Regions from separate parts of the Homo sapiens genome. Here region 2 is linked to region 1. A link is a contact called in ENCODE Hi-C or POLR2A ChIA-PET data. All regions are on one chromosome and are shown on one strand. Each heading gives the region's core, a stretch centred on a gene start or an enhancer-like site at or near the end of the contact. The rest is flanking DNA. Distances are from core to core; before and after follow the strand shown.

Region 1 (6,128 bases), core at 1,311-3,810:
AGCCAAGTGACTTCTGGCTCTTCCCAACTATCAAATCCCTAAAGGAACGAGATGTTCCTGTGCTGAGGAGGTCCAAAAGAATGTGCTGTAGATTCAAAAGCCATTTCCACAAGGAGCATTCCAAGGATATTTGAAGAAATCCAGAGTCCCTGGAAAGCACAGCTTCTCCAGATGACCACCTAGAAGAGGGTAGCATCTCCGTACCTGTGCTGGTTGGCTCTTAAATAATCAGTCCCTTTCCCAGGCAAGGCTCATGGGGAGCCTTTGGTGTGATAACTTCTTATATGCTAATACAATAATGGACAATTCCAAAGCTTAGCAGAGAGCCCCCATTAGCAGATACTGCCTTCTCCATTCAGGTTTTTGGAACCACGCCAGGCAGTTATGTGCATCTGCCTTCCTGTTCCAAACTTTGTATAAACATGTACCTCTATTTTCTTCTTCTTTTTTTTTTTTTTTTGGTGGCGGGGGGTACGGAGTCTCACTCTGTCACCAGGTTGTAGTGGAGCGATCTCGGCTCACTGCAACCTCCACCTCCCAAGTTCAAGCGATTCTCCTGCCTCAGCCTGCCGAGTAGCTGGGACTACAGGCATGTGCCACCATGCCCAGCTAATTTTGTATTTTTAGTAGAGACAGGGTTTCACCATGTTGGCCAGGATGGTCTCCATCTCTTGACCTCATGATCTGCCCGCCTCGGCCTCCCAAAGTGCTGGGATTACAAGTGTGAGCCACTGTGCCCAGCCTACCTCTATTTTCATCTCCACCTCTCCCAACAGACTCTGGGCACAGACATGAAGGTCAGACACTGGACTCATGCATTCATCATTTATATGTCTATTTGACATGTATGAAAAGGCCACTATATGTTAGCACTGCTAATACAATGGTGAACAAAATAGTGCTGCAGCTTCTCAAGCAAGGCAGGCAGGCCAGGTAGGGTGGCTCGTGTCTGTAATTCCAGAACTTTGGGACGTTGAAGCAGGAGGATCACTTGAGCCCAGAAGTTTGAAATCAGCCTGAGTAACATTGTGAGACCTCCTCTAAATTTTTTTTTTTTAATTAGCTGGGCATGGTGGTGCACGCCTGTACTTCCAGCTACTCCAGAGGCTGAGGTGGGAGAAGGATCGCTTGAGCCCAGGAGTCTGAACTTGCAGTGAGCTATGATCGCACCACTGCACTTCAACCTGGGTGACAGAGGGAGACCCTGTCTCAAAGAAATAAAGAAAGAAAAGAAAAGAAAACAGGCAAACAAGCAATCATATAACAAAGTGTGGCTAATACTATCCTTTGGGAAATACAGAATACTTGATAGGACAGCCTGGTCTCCCTGGGGGAAAGGAAACTTTTAACTTAAGATCTGATGTACATCCTTTCCAGGGCCCAGCACAAAGTATGTGCTCAATGTGAAACATTACCCTGGGCAAAATCCTCCGGGCTTGCTGGAGAGGTCACTCACTAAGGGGCAATTGTTAGTCAATTTAAGAGTGGTTGTGGTGAGCCAAGGGCCCAGGGCCTGAGCATTCCGAAAGCCAGCTAGCGTCAGGTGCAGCTGGTCACCTCATTCAGCTCTTTCTGACACATTTGTGAAGTGGTAGGAGAAACAATAGACTTAGAACTCCTGTAGGGTTCAGTCCCAGGGTTCTGCCACTGATTACATTCGTGTGTTCTCACTTGTCCTTTTGTATAATGATGCCACCTTCCAGAGCAAAGGAATCTATGAAAGCCTGTTGCAAATGTAAGGACATGGAATCTATTTATCTAATCTATCGCCTGGCTGTCTGAATTTGCAGGGGAAGAAGAGGGCAGGGTAAACAATAAGTTTAGGAGAACTGGCAGGGGCACTGCCTTGTAGGGCTTGTGCCTCAAGCCTTTTGTTGTCTCGCATGATCTGGATTTGGCAAGGAGGGGGCAGCTTGAATTCCGGGCGGGCTAAAAGGCCTTGGCTGAGGTCTAACGGATTTCACAACACAGTATGGAAAGGCTTCCCACGAAGCGATCGGGGTGGGGGATGGGGAAAGCTGCAATTCTGCAAACTGGGAAAGGGTAGGAGGTGGGAGGTTCCCGAAAGCCAGGATGGAGTAGCGATTAAAACCCTTGATTACTGACACTACCCAGCACCCCCAACCGACCCCCTTCAAATCTCTGCCTTAACAACCGCAGCCTACAGGCAGTGTTATCACAAACTTGCACCGCAGGCCCTACCTATGAGCCCAGTCAGCCCTAAGGCAGCAGCCAGCCCCTGAGTGGCACGGGAGGAGCGGCCCCCACCTCCGGCAGCCGCGCATGCGCGCCGCTTACTCTGCGTTCCAACACCTCTAACACTCATCAACGGCGCCCCGATCCGCAGATTAAAGGAGCCTTCTCCCCTTTTACCCCCGGCTGTGCCCCATGCTCAATACACAGCAACTCCAGAGTCCATAGGCAGCTGTGCGGCGGTGGGGGTAGAAGGAAACGAGTCAAGAAGCTCTCGGGCCCGGCCCGAAACTACAACTCCCAGCAGACCCCGCGCCGCCCCGCCTTCTTGTGGGCGGGCCGAGGGTACCCAGCAGCTTAAAGCGGCGAGATCGCGACGTGTGTGGAAGGCTGGGTGCATGGTCTGCGCTCTGTGATCCGGCGCTGGGAGGGTGGAGAGAGCGGTGGCATCTTTCTGTCTTGCCTGTTGTACCTGAACTAGCAAACAGCACAGTTGAAATAACCTCTGAGCGCATTTAGAGGCGTCTCTCAGGTTCAGCAACTTGTTGCCCCTACTTCACAAATTCTGCATTGTTGGTTTAGCAAATGAGAACCTGAAAAATCGCCTGTATGTTAAATTTCTTCTTCTTTTTTTTTTTTTTTTTTTTTTTTTTTGAGACGTAGTCTCACCCTGTTGCCCAGGCTGGAGTGCAGTGGCGCGATCTCGGCTCACCGCAACCTCTGCCTCCCAGGCTCAAGAGAGTCTCCTGCTTCAGCCTCCCAAGTAGCTGGTATTACAGGCGCGTGCCACTACCACCCAGCTAATTTTTGTATTTTTAGTAGAGACTGGGTTTCACCATGTCAGCAAGGCTGGTCTTGAACTCCTGACCTCAGGTGATCCACCCACCTTGAGCTCCCAAAGTGCAGGGATTACAGGCGTGAGCCACCGCGCCCGGCTAAATTTCTGTGAAAATAAATTATTTTCCCTACCATGTCCAAGCAACCCTATTTTTTTTCCTAGTTTGCAGGTGTCTGTGGTTGATGTTTACTATCACTTATTTTCCCTAAAGACTCAACACACAAAAAAGAGGGGAGTCTGTTTAAAGAAATTCTGCAGTGAATCATCCTGAAAACGTAAAAACTTGTTTTGATAAGTTTTATACTTTAATTTTCTAACTTTTGTAATGAAGTGTCTTTAAAATGCAGCACACTTGAAATCCTTTTTTAAAGTGCAGAGTTAAGTGGTATCCTAATTTTTGAATAGGACGCAGAGAAGTTTAAAGAGGTTTAAGATCTACTCTTTGCTTCTTGCTAACGATGCAAAACGATGGTTCTTAGAGGGCACGAGGGATAGCTACCTTCTAGAATAGTGCTATTGGTCTGCACGACTGTAGTGGGTTTCTTGAACGGTGTAGTTTAGACCGTGATTTCTTACAGCCGCTAATGAACATCCTCCACATGCTAACGATGAACTCCTTTTGTTTTTGTTTGTTTGTTTTTTCCAAACAAATACAATTTAAGGGCCTCCATGGGAGTCATTTGGGAACTTAAATGCAGAATGGTTTAGCGTTGGATTTTTTCTTTGTTTTTGGAGTTAGCTTCAGCCTGCTGTTTTATGACCATGTGTGTGTTCACTCTCTTTAGTGTGGCATTTATGGATAACATGAAATTGGCCAACTTGGCAAAAGTTAACAAGATACATAATTTTTTATTTGTTCTTTGTGTGGGGCAGCCCAGCAATAGGCATACTGAAAAATTGAAATAATAGTTGATGTATAGTGATTTTGATCACTAGAGCAGCTATTGTGTTCTGAACAAACCCCCCATACACTGTGAAACATTAAAAGGGAGGAAGCAATACTTGCGATATTTAGTAATATTTAGATTTTTCCTTTTTTTTTTTTTTTTTTTGAGATACAGTCTCGCCCTGTTGCTCAGGCTGGAGTGCAATGGCGCGATCTCGGCTCCACCTCCTGGGTTCAAGTGATTCTCCTGCCTCAGCCTCCTGAGTATCTGAGATTACAGATGCACGCCACCACACCTGTGTGATTTTTTGTATCTTTAGTAGAGACGGGCTTTCACCATGTTGGCCAGGCTCGTCTCAAACTCCTGACCTTGTGATCCACTGGCCTCAGCCTCCCAAAGTGCTAGGATTATAGGCGTGATTCTCAAATGTTCTTCTTTTTTTTTTTTTTTGAGATGGAGTCTCACTCTGTTGCCCAGGCTAGAGTGCATTGGTGGGATCTTAGCTCACTGCAAACTCTGCCTCCCAGATTCAAGTGATTCTCTCATGCCTCAGCCTTCCAAATAGCTGGGATTACAGGCATGGGCCACCATGCCAGACTAATTGTTGAAGTTTCTCTATTTTGGCCAAACTGGTCTGGAACTCCTGGCCTCAAGTGATCTCCCCGCCTCGGCCTCCCAAAGTGCTGGGATTATAGGTGTGAGCCACTGCTCTGGGCCAGAAGTTCTCTTTATAATCAGGAATAGAACAAGCCTTCTGGCTACTTGCTTTTCTATTATACATTTAATTTATCAAGTCCTAGCCCCCCCTCCACCCGCAGTAAGACAAGAAGTTGTAAGATATAAGACAATGTTATTGTGTACAAGAAAATTTCAAGATAACTAACAAATTACTAACCCTTTTAAGTGAGAACAGCTGGGAGAAAAAACTGCAATTGTACAATAATCAATTTTATTTCTATCACCACCAACAAAGGACCAACATTAATTTGATAAAAGATACCACTTACAGTGGTTAAAAAAAAAAAAGACATGCAAAAGCTTTACAGAGCAAAATACAAAACTTCATTGAAAATCATAGGCCGGGCACAGTGGCTCAAGCCTATAATCCCAGCACTTTGGGAGGCCAAGGCAGGCGGATCACTTGAGGTCAGGAGTTTGAGACCAGCCTGGCCAATGTGGTGAAACCCCATCTCTACTAAAAATACAAAAAATTAGCTGGGCATGGTGGTGGGTGCTTGTAATCCCAGCTACTTGGGAGGCTGAGGCAGGAGAATCGCTTGAACCTGGGAGGCGGAGGTTGCAGTGAGCCGAGATCGCACCACTGCACTTCAGCCTGGGCAACAGAGTGAGACTCCGCCTCAGAAAACAAACAAACAAACAAACAAACAAAAACAAGTAAGCACACAAAACTTCTGTACATTAACAATAGAAAACATGAAAGTGAAAAGACAAGGCACAGACTAGAAAGATACTTATAACTCAAAGAGAGACAAAGGATTAGTGTTCAGAACATTTAACATTATATACATCAATAAGACAAAGACAAGTGATACATTTTAATGATACAATATCAAATGAAAAAAGACATAATTTGGCAATTCCTGGAAGAGGAACTTTGAATGGCTAATGTGAGAAGATTTTTATCCTCACTGGTAATCATGGAAAAATACTAATTAAAACAACAAAAAATTGTTTCACACTTATTTGATTGGAAACATTTAAAAGAACAATAATATCAAGTTTTGTCAGCCAGGTGTGGTGACTCAGGCCTGAATCCCAGCTTTGGGAGGCTGAGGTGGAAGGATGACTTGAGGCTAGGAGTTCAAGAACAGCCTGGGCAACATAGAGAGACCCCAACTCCACAAAGAGAAATTTTTTTTTTTTTTTTGAGACGGAGTCTCGCTCTGTCGCCCAGGCTGGAGTGCAGTGGCGGGATCTCGGCTCACTGCAAGCTCCGCCTCCTGGGTTCACGCCATTCTCCTGCCTCAGCCTCCCAAGTAGCTGGGACTACAGGCGCCCGCCACTACGCCCGGCTAATTTTTTGTATTTTTAGTAGAGACGGGGTTTCACCGTTTTAGCCGGGATGGTCTCGATCTCCTGACCTCGTGATCCGCCCGCCTCGGCCTCCCAAAGTGCTGGGATTACAGGCGTGAGCCACCGCGCCCGGCCGAGAAATTTTTATATATGTAATGTTAAAGATGTTGAGCCAC
Region 2 (6,655 bases), core at 48-2,547, 350 kb before region 1:
GGTAGACACAAAATACTACATAATATATAATTATTTGTATATGACATTCTAGAAAAAACAAAACTATACTACGAAAAGCAGATCAGTGGTTGTCTAGGGACAAGAATGGGGGCAAGGACTGACTACAAAGGGGCACAAGGTAATTTTCTAAGAGCAAAAGAAGTATGGATTGTGATGGAGGATGCATGACTGCATATAGTTACCAAATTCAAACTACACTTGAATGAGTAAATTTTACTATATGTAAGTTATAACTCAACAAAACTATAACAATGAAATATTTTTAAATTTCTTCCTGAAAATCGACTTTACAAAATCCAATTTAATTTAATGAGCCCCAGTGTGTAGTAAGAATTTAACCTTACTCAGAAAGAGATCTGGACTTTGCCCTTCACTTCTGGGAGTTAATTTCTAAGCCTTATAGGAGTGTCTTTGTTTACTTGGTGCTCTTGGGTCACAGAAGTCTAACAATGTGTTTTAGGGTTGGGGTAGACCACTCCACATACTATTTAGGGTGGGCGTCGACCACCCTAGAAAGACCAACAATGTTGTTTAGATTAAGAGTTTGGGATCACATGGTATCAAATTGACCAGAGGAGCTGGAGACTGGAGCCTGAGTCAGCCATATAATGGAGTCCCAACAAAAATTATGAACACTGAGGCTTAGGTGAGCTTCTTTGGTTAGCCATACTCTGTGTATTGTCACACACTGACACTGAGAAAGTACTGTGCTCGGACTCCGTGTACTCCACTCTCCCCAAGGGAGACAACAATGGAAGCTCTGCCCCATGCACTCCTTTTGTTGGCTGATTTTACTCTATATCCTTTCCTAAAAATAAACCATAACCATGAGTACAGTAGCGTTCAGTGAGTTCTGCAAGTCTTCCTGGCAAATAATTTGCCAGGAAATAGGTGGTTTTATGGACCCCTGATCTTGCAATTGGGGTCAGATATAAGGGTGGTTGTGTGTGGACTGTGTGCCCTCTAACTTCTTAGATGCCCTCAACTCTGACACCCAGGTAAACACAAGTGGGTGGCAAACCCACTTGATTGCCATCAAACTCATAGTTGAAGCAGTTAATAATTACCTGAAGTATATTACAAAGGTCATTGTCTATCAGCTCATGAACAATGACTAAAGCTTGTAAAAATCTTCACAGGTGTCAGGTAACCTAGAACCAACTCAAGTAGTGAGACTTCAGATTGAGCATTTGTACCAGCTGTTTAACTTAGACATGGCAAACATATACACCTAGTCAAACAACACGGAGAAAAACCAATCATCCCTTCCTTGCCGCCTAGCTGCATACATGTCATCTAATTCTGTTAAACAGGTTTTCACTTCCCTATTTAGAATTGGCAAAACATTTTGACTTTGAACTCCCGCATTTTCTAAGGTACGTAGCTGGATCTCCTCTTTCAAATTGCTCGCAGTATTTTCCACAGCAAGTATTATCCTAAAGGCAGAAATGCACTAGCAATACAGATGTTACCTTTGTAAAGAGTTTAAAAATTTAGGCTTAAGAGTAGTATGGTCACAAAATATGACAAAAAAATCTCCATAAATTTACCTTCTGAAAATTTAGTTAGCGTCTTTACAACTTCTAATATTTTCCATGAGAGGGAATGAAAGTTTAGGAAAAAAACTGTATAGGCCGGGTGTAGTGGCTCACGCCTATAATCCCAGCACTTTGGGAGGCTGAGGTGGGGGGAACATTGAGGTCAGGAGTTCAAGACTGGCCTGGCCAACATGGTGAAACTCCATCTCTACTAAAAATACAAAAATTAGCTGGGTGTGGTGGCAGGTGCTTGTGATCCCAGCTACTTGGGAGGCTAAGGCAGGAGAATCTATTGAACTCGGGAGGCGGAGGTTGCAGTGAGCTGAGATCTTGCCCATTGCACTCCAGCCTGGGTGACAGGGCGAGACTCCATCTCAAAAAACAAACAAACAAAAAAACCTGTATAAATAATACAATAAGTTTTCATTTAGAACGTCACAGATGTTACTATTTCCAAATGCTTGTAAATTTGGGAGGAAATAAGTTCTCAAATACAAGTTTATGTGAGGTATCTATCTAGGCTGCTCTTTTCCACTTTATGCTAAAGTGGGAGTGACAGTAGGTTAGAGTTAGAATCAGAGAGTACTGACAGGAGACAGAGAGAGGAGTGCTTTCCCTCAAAGCAAAGCCAAATTCATCAAAGGCTTAGAGCATCTCCATTTGTTTAAACGTATCCCTAAGTGTGGGAAGAAGTAGGTGATCTACTGGGCTGCTCTGAGGAATACCTTGACAACAGGTAGGGAGAATACTCTGTAAAACTTAAGAATTAGTCCAATGGACAAATGTATACCTCTCTTCTTCTGAGCTTCTACAACTCCACAAGATAGAGTCAGGAGTACAAGATAGAGTCAGGAGCACCTTCCTGTGTGTGCCAGTCTTCTCTGGGCTTTAGGATGGCCAACAAGAATTCCAACCTGTAGACTCAACCACACTATTCCTCAGACAGTGAGAACCAAGCTTGGTATTCTAATCAGAATTCCATCTTCACTAGAAGATGGGCTCCTGGAGCCACCTCTCAGTCCCCAAACCCTCATAACCATCTAGTCACCTCTTCGTCCAATCACCATTATGTGTACCATCCTTCCACAGCCGACTTTACTTGACTTTACCCTGATAAAATGCAAGCCCTGCCTTGAACCCCCAAAATATGACAAAAAATATTTTCAAAGACATCTCCATAAACTTACCTTCTGAAAATTTAGTTAGCATCTTTATACCTAAATGAGGCTCCAAAACTCTGCCTAAAATTACCCTGTCCCTGAAACCCTGTCACTGGCTGAGAGTCTTCAACTCATATGTACAACCTGCAACCAAGATGCTGCCCTAAGGGGAGGTCAGAGAGATTCAAGACTGAGAATCTGACCCAATTTTGCTGGAGGATGGGAGTCATGAGCCATAGAATATATGCTATAGAATATATGTTACCTCCAGAAGCTGAAACTGACTCTCAGTTTATAGCCAGCAAGGAGATAGGAACTCAGTCCTACAGCCATGTGAAACTGAATTCTGTCAATAGCCTCAATGAGCTTGGAAGAGGATTCATTCCCTAGAACCTCAAGAAAAAAATCACAGCCCTGTCAACACTTTGATTTCAGCCTTCAAAACCCACAGCAACCAGCTAAGCCATGCTGTGCACAGACTTCTGATTTACAGAACTTCGTTGTTAAAAGCAATGAATTTGCTTCAGTTTCCGATTTACAGAACTTCATTGTTTAAAGCTTCTTACTTTATGGTAATTTGTTACAGCAACATTAGGAAAGTAATACAATGGTGGTTCCAGTACTATCACCAAATTGCCTTCTTTTCCTCTCCCCACCAGCCTGCTGTTAGGAACTCAGGAAAGTGGAGTCACTCAGCTTTCAATAGACAACACTTTTACATGACATTTCATCACTGAACTGTCATAATTTCTCTATGTATTTTGTCTTCCCCACTAGAATGCAAGGTCTTCAAGCACAGGGACTACAGATGTCTTTTTATCCTTTTTTTCCATTACCCAAGTAATGTATATATCGATTATAGAAAACTTAGGAAAAAAGAGATAAGTATAAAATTAAAACCATCCATAATTCAACAGCTAATCACACTGTTGACATTTTCATGTCATTCTATACTTTTCTATGTACATGTATATTTTTACATTTATAAATAAAATCATGCTGTACATACTGGTTTGCAATTCATTTTTCCCTTAATAATGTTATGCATATATTGCATGCTATGGACATACTTCTACAGCATCATTTTTACTGACTCCACAGTATCTAAGACCGGGCCAGGACCTCCCATTGTAACCTTTCTCATGGCCTTCCCATTATAACCTCTCATACCCTTACACCTCTCTCTTCAAAACGCTTCCTATAGCTATAATAATTTGTGATTGTATGATGATTTTATTGTTGTCTCCACAAAACTGTAATTCCCATGAGATAAAAAAAAAAGTATGTTTATTTTGCTCAAGACTATAATCTCAAGTGCCTAACTCAAAGAAGATGGCCAGGAAACAGAGTTCACAAATGAATGAATGAATGAATTTAACCAAACGCTTTTTTCAACCACTTAGGTCGCTTGTTATTTTAGTATTCGTAATAGTGGTCTGTAGGACACAGCTGATTTTCCATAAATATTTGCTGAGGGCTAAATAAAATAATAAACATAATTTTCAAAAAAGGTGAAGGATAGTCACTCAGTAAACAGCAATATGATTTAAGTCATCACGAGGAAGAGAAGTCCTAGTCACATAATGAAACACTGTACAAGTGCTTAGCTGATAAGAGGATCTTCCATGCAAATATTTTAGCATATTTTATCTATATTTTTCTAGTTCTTTTTCAAACAGGAACAGGTATGCACAGTCGATAAGATTCAGTAACTCTTTAAAAAGTCTTCAAAAGAGGCATGTTTTACATGCTAATTAAAGAATAATATTCTCCCTAAAATAGATGGTTATGTGGTATAGTATAGGCCCAGAAAGTTTGGCAATCATTTAAAGTGTGAGCACAGTTTTCATATTGGTACAATCCCCTAAATAATCCTCTGCATAAGTTAATATGTGATCACGGGGTAGACTGAACCAGAGACACTAAAGATACAGGACTATGACTTTAAAGAAGGTGATCAGTGGCCACTAAAGTCCTATTCTGTATATGTGTAGATATTGCAAATATGGAGTTTCCTTAAAATAAGACCACTGTTTATTAAACAATCAATTATCTTACTTAAAAAAACCCTACTATCAATTTGAAGCTAAGTATTTTTCAGTAAATATTGAAAACATACAAATGGTAAAAAAAAAAAAAAAACAAACAAAAAAACGCAGTTCATCATCACAATTCATATTCTTTATTTGACAGAGAAAGAAATAGACAAAATTGCCTTCAAATTACTCAAAGCCTTCCTAGATTGTATAAGGGCTTTGGTGCCTTTCAAAGTTTTTTTAATGTGAATGGGGACTCGTCAAGTTCCCCTAAAAATTTCTTTCATCTTTAAACGTTAGGAGGGAGAAACTCCCAAAGCAAAAAAGGTGGGAAACTGGAATTACCATACAGCTCACCAGATCTATTTTAGTGTATGATGCGAAGAGCACCGACTGAGGGTGAGAATTGAGTGCTGGTCTGTCTCCATCAAGTCACTCATGTTTCCTAGACTCAGTTTCTTCACCTGTAATATGATCTCAAGGATTGTTTTAGCACATACATTTTAAACTTTGAGTATCTTGCCAATGAGAACAATTAAGAGAAAGAAGTAAAACTCACACTCTGATTCTGTTTTTACTAGGTAATCTGGTAAAGATTATGCAGGAAATTGAAAAGAGCTCAAATAAAATGCACCCCCTATAGATTTTACTCATACATAGATGCTATCATCCTCCGCAGACCTCTAGTTCTTTACAACCTGTTAATACAGATTATCTGACATTGGAGAGGCATTTTAGGGCAATGGAGACTTTATCAGTGACTGGGACTTTAAATGCCTTCCTTGGAAGAAAGACAAGAAGATAAAAAAGAAAATTAGATTTGTGCAAAAATATATGTTTAAAACCTCTATGGAATAATTGATACTGATGTGTGAGATACACTGGGAAAACTTCTTGGAGTAACAAAGAAAGTAGACACTAAGCTCTGTGTTAGGACTGTTTGAAGAATGAGGGAAAAGTTCTAATAATGACTTAATACTTATGTCAAAAAGATTAAGAGCAGTTCCTTACTTACTGTCACCCAGTTTTACAATGATGGCCTATGCTTACTAAGAGCTACCACCACTTTGCCATATCTTCTCCCATCTCAGGCACCCAGCACATGGGAGCATCTTTGATAGAAGCACAACATCCCTGCCCTCACCCCAATCTTCTCCCCAGAGGCAAACAAAGCTAGACCTTTTGTCCCAGCTCAGTCCACACACTCACTAATTCAGGCATCTTGCAACTAAACAGGACCATTTCTGCTCTGTCCAAATTGATATGGAAGACAGCGAGCTTCCTCTCTGGCAATAATAACAATATTAGTAATAAGGCTGGGCGCAGTCGTGCACGCCTGTAATCCTAGCACTTTGGGAGGTCGAGGTGGACAGATTGCCTGAGCTCAGGAGTTCGAGACCAGCCTGGGCAACATGGCGAAACCCAGTCTCTACTAAAAATACAAAAAAAAATTAGCCAGGCACGGTGGTGCATGCCTGTGGTCCCAGCTAACTCAGGAGGCTGAGGCAGGAGAATCACTTGAACCCAGGAGGCAGAGGTTGCAGTGAACCAAGATCACGCCATTGCACTCCAGCCTGGGTGACAGAGAAAGACTCTGCCTCCAATAATAATAATAATAATGATAATAATTTTTTATCTAAAATTGACATATATACTCTAAGCCTACTTATATATTATAGACCTAAAGATTGTAGACAATCTAGAATGTGACAGAAAAAGTATGTTTTTGGAATTCCCAATCAGAGTTCAAAATATATTACTACCACCCTGATCCCCACCATCAAAAAAATGGCAGCCAGCAAGGAACAAAGGCCCTCAGTCCAACAGCCCTCAAGGAACTGTATGCTGCCAACAACCACAGGAGCTTAGAAGGGGAACCTCCCCTCACTGAGCCTCAGAT

What was found. A loop is a pair of places that touch in the nucleus more often than their neighbours do. ChIA-PET counts read pairs that join two places held with the same protein, here RNA polymerase II (POLR2A). Pooled maps may share reads with other maps.
Region 2: a loop to region 1 is called in a pooled map, with 2.1 times the contacts of the local background. The contact joins two enhancer-like sites. A Hi-C loop is called at or near these places in 1 of 50 pooled maps. POLR2A ChIA-PET finds 5 or more read pairs at or near these places in 2 of 52 experiments (HEK293T and OCI-LY7).

Annotation. Positions count from the first base shown.
Region 1 is chr9:104,964,708-104,970,835 of GRCh38, reverse strand. No RefSeq gene overlaps it. Among named protein-coding and RNA genes, the nearest start is that of CT70, 24 kb to the left of the region's middle. RefSeq lists enhancers at 2,497-2,546, 2,627-2,676. Within about 2 kb of position 2,560, at least 34 of the 41 ENCODE cell types and tissues checked have a DNase peak (open chromatin) inside an H3K27ac peak, as active enhancers do.
Region 2 is chr9:105,313,478-105,320,132 of GRCh38, reverse strand. The region is part of intron 3 of SLC44A1 (solute carrier family 44 member 1); the gene reads right to left. Among named protein-coding and RNA genes, the nearest start is that of SLC44A1, 72 kb to the right of the region's middle. Within about 2 kb of position 1,297, at least 4 of the 41 ENCODE cell types and tissues checked have a DNase peak (open chromatin) inside an H3K27ac peak, as active enhancers do.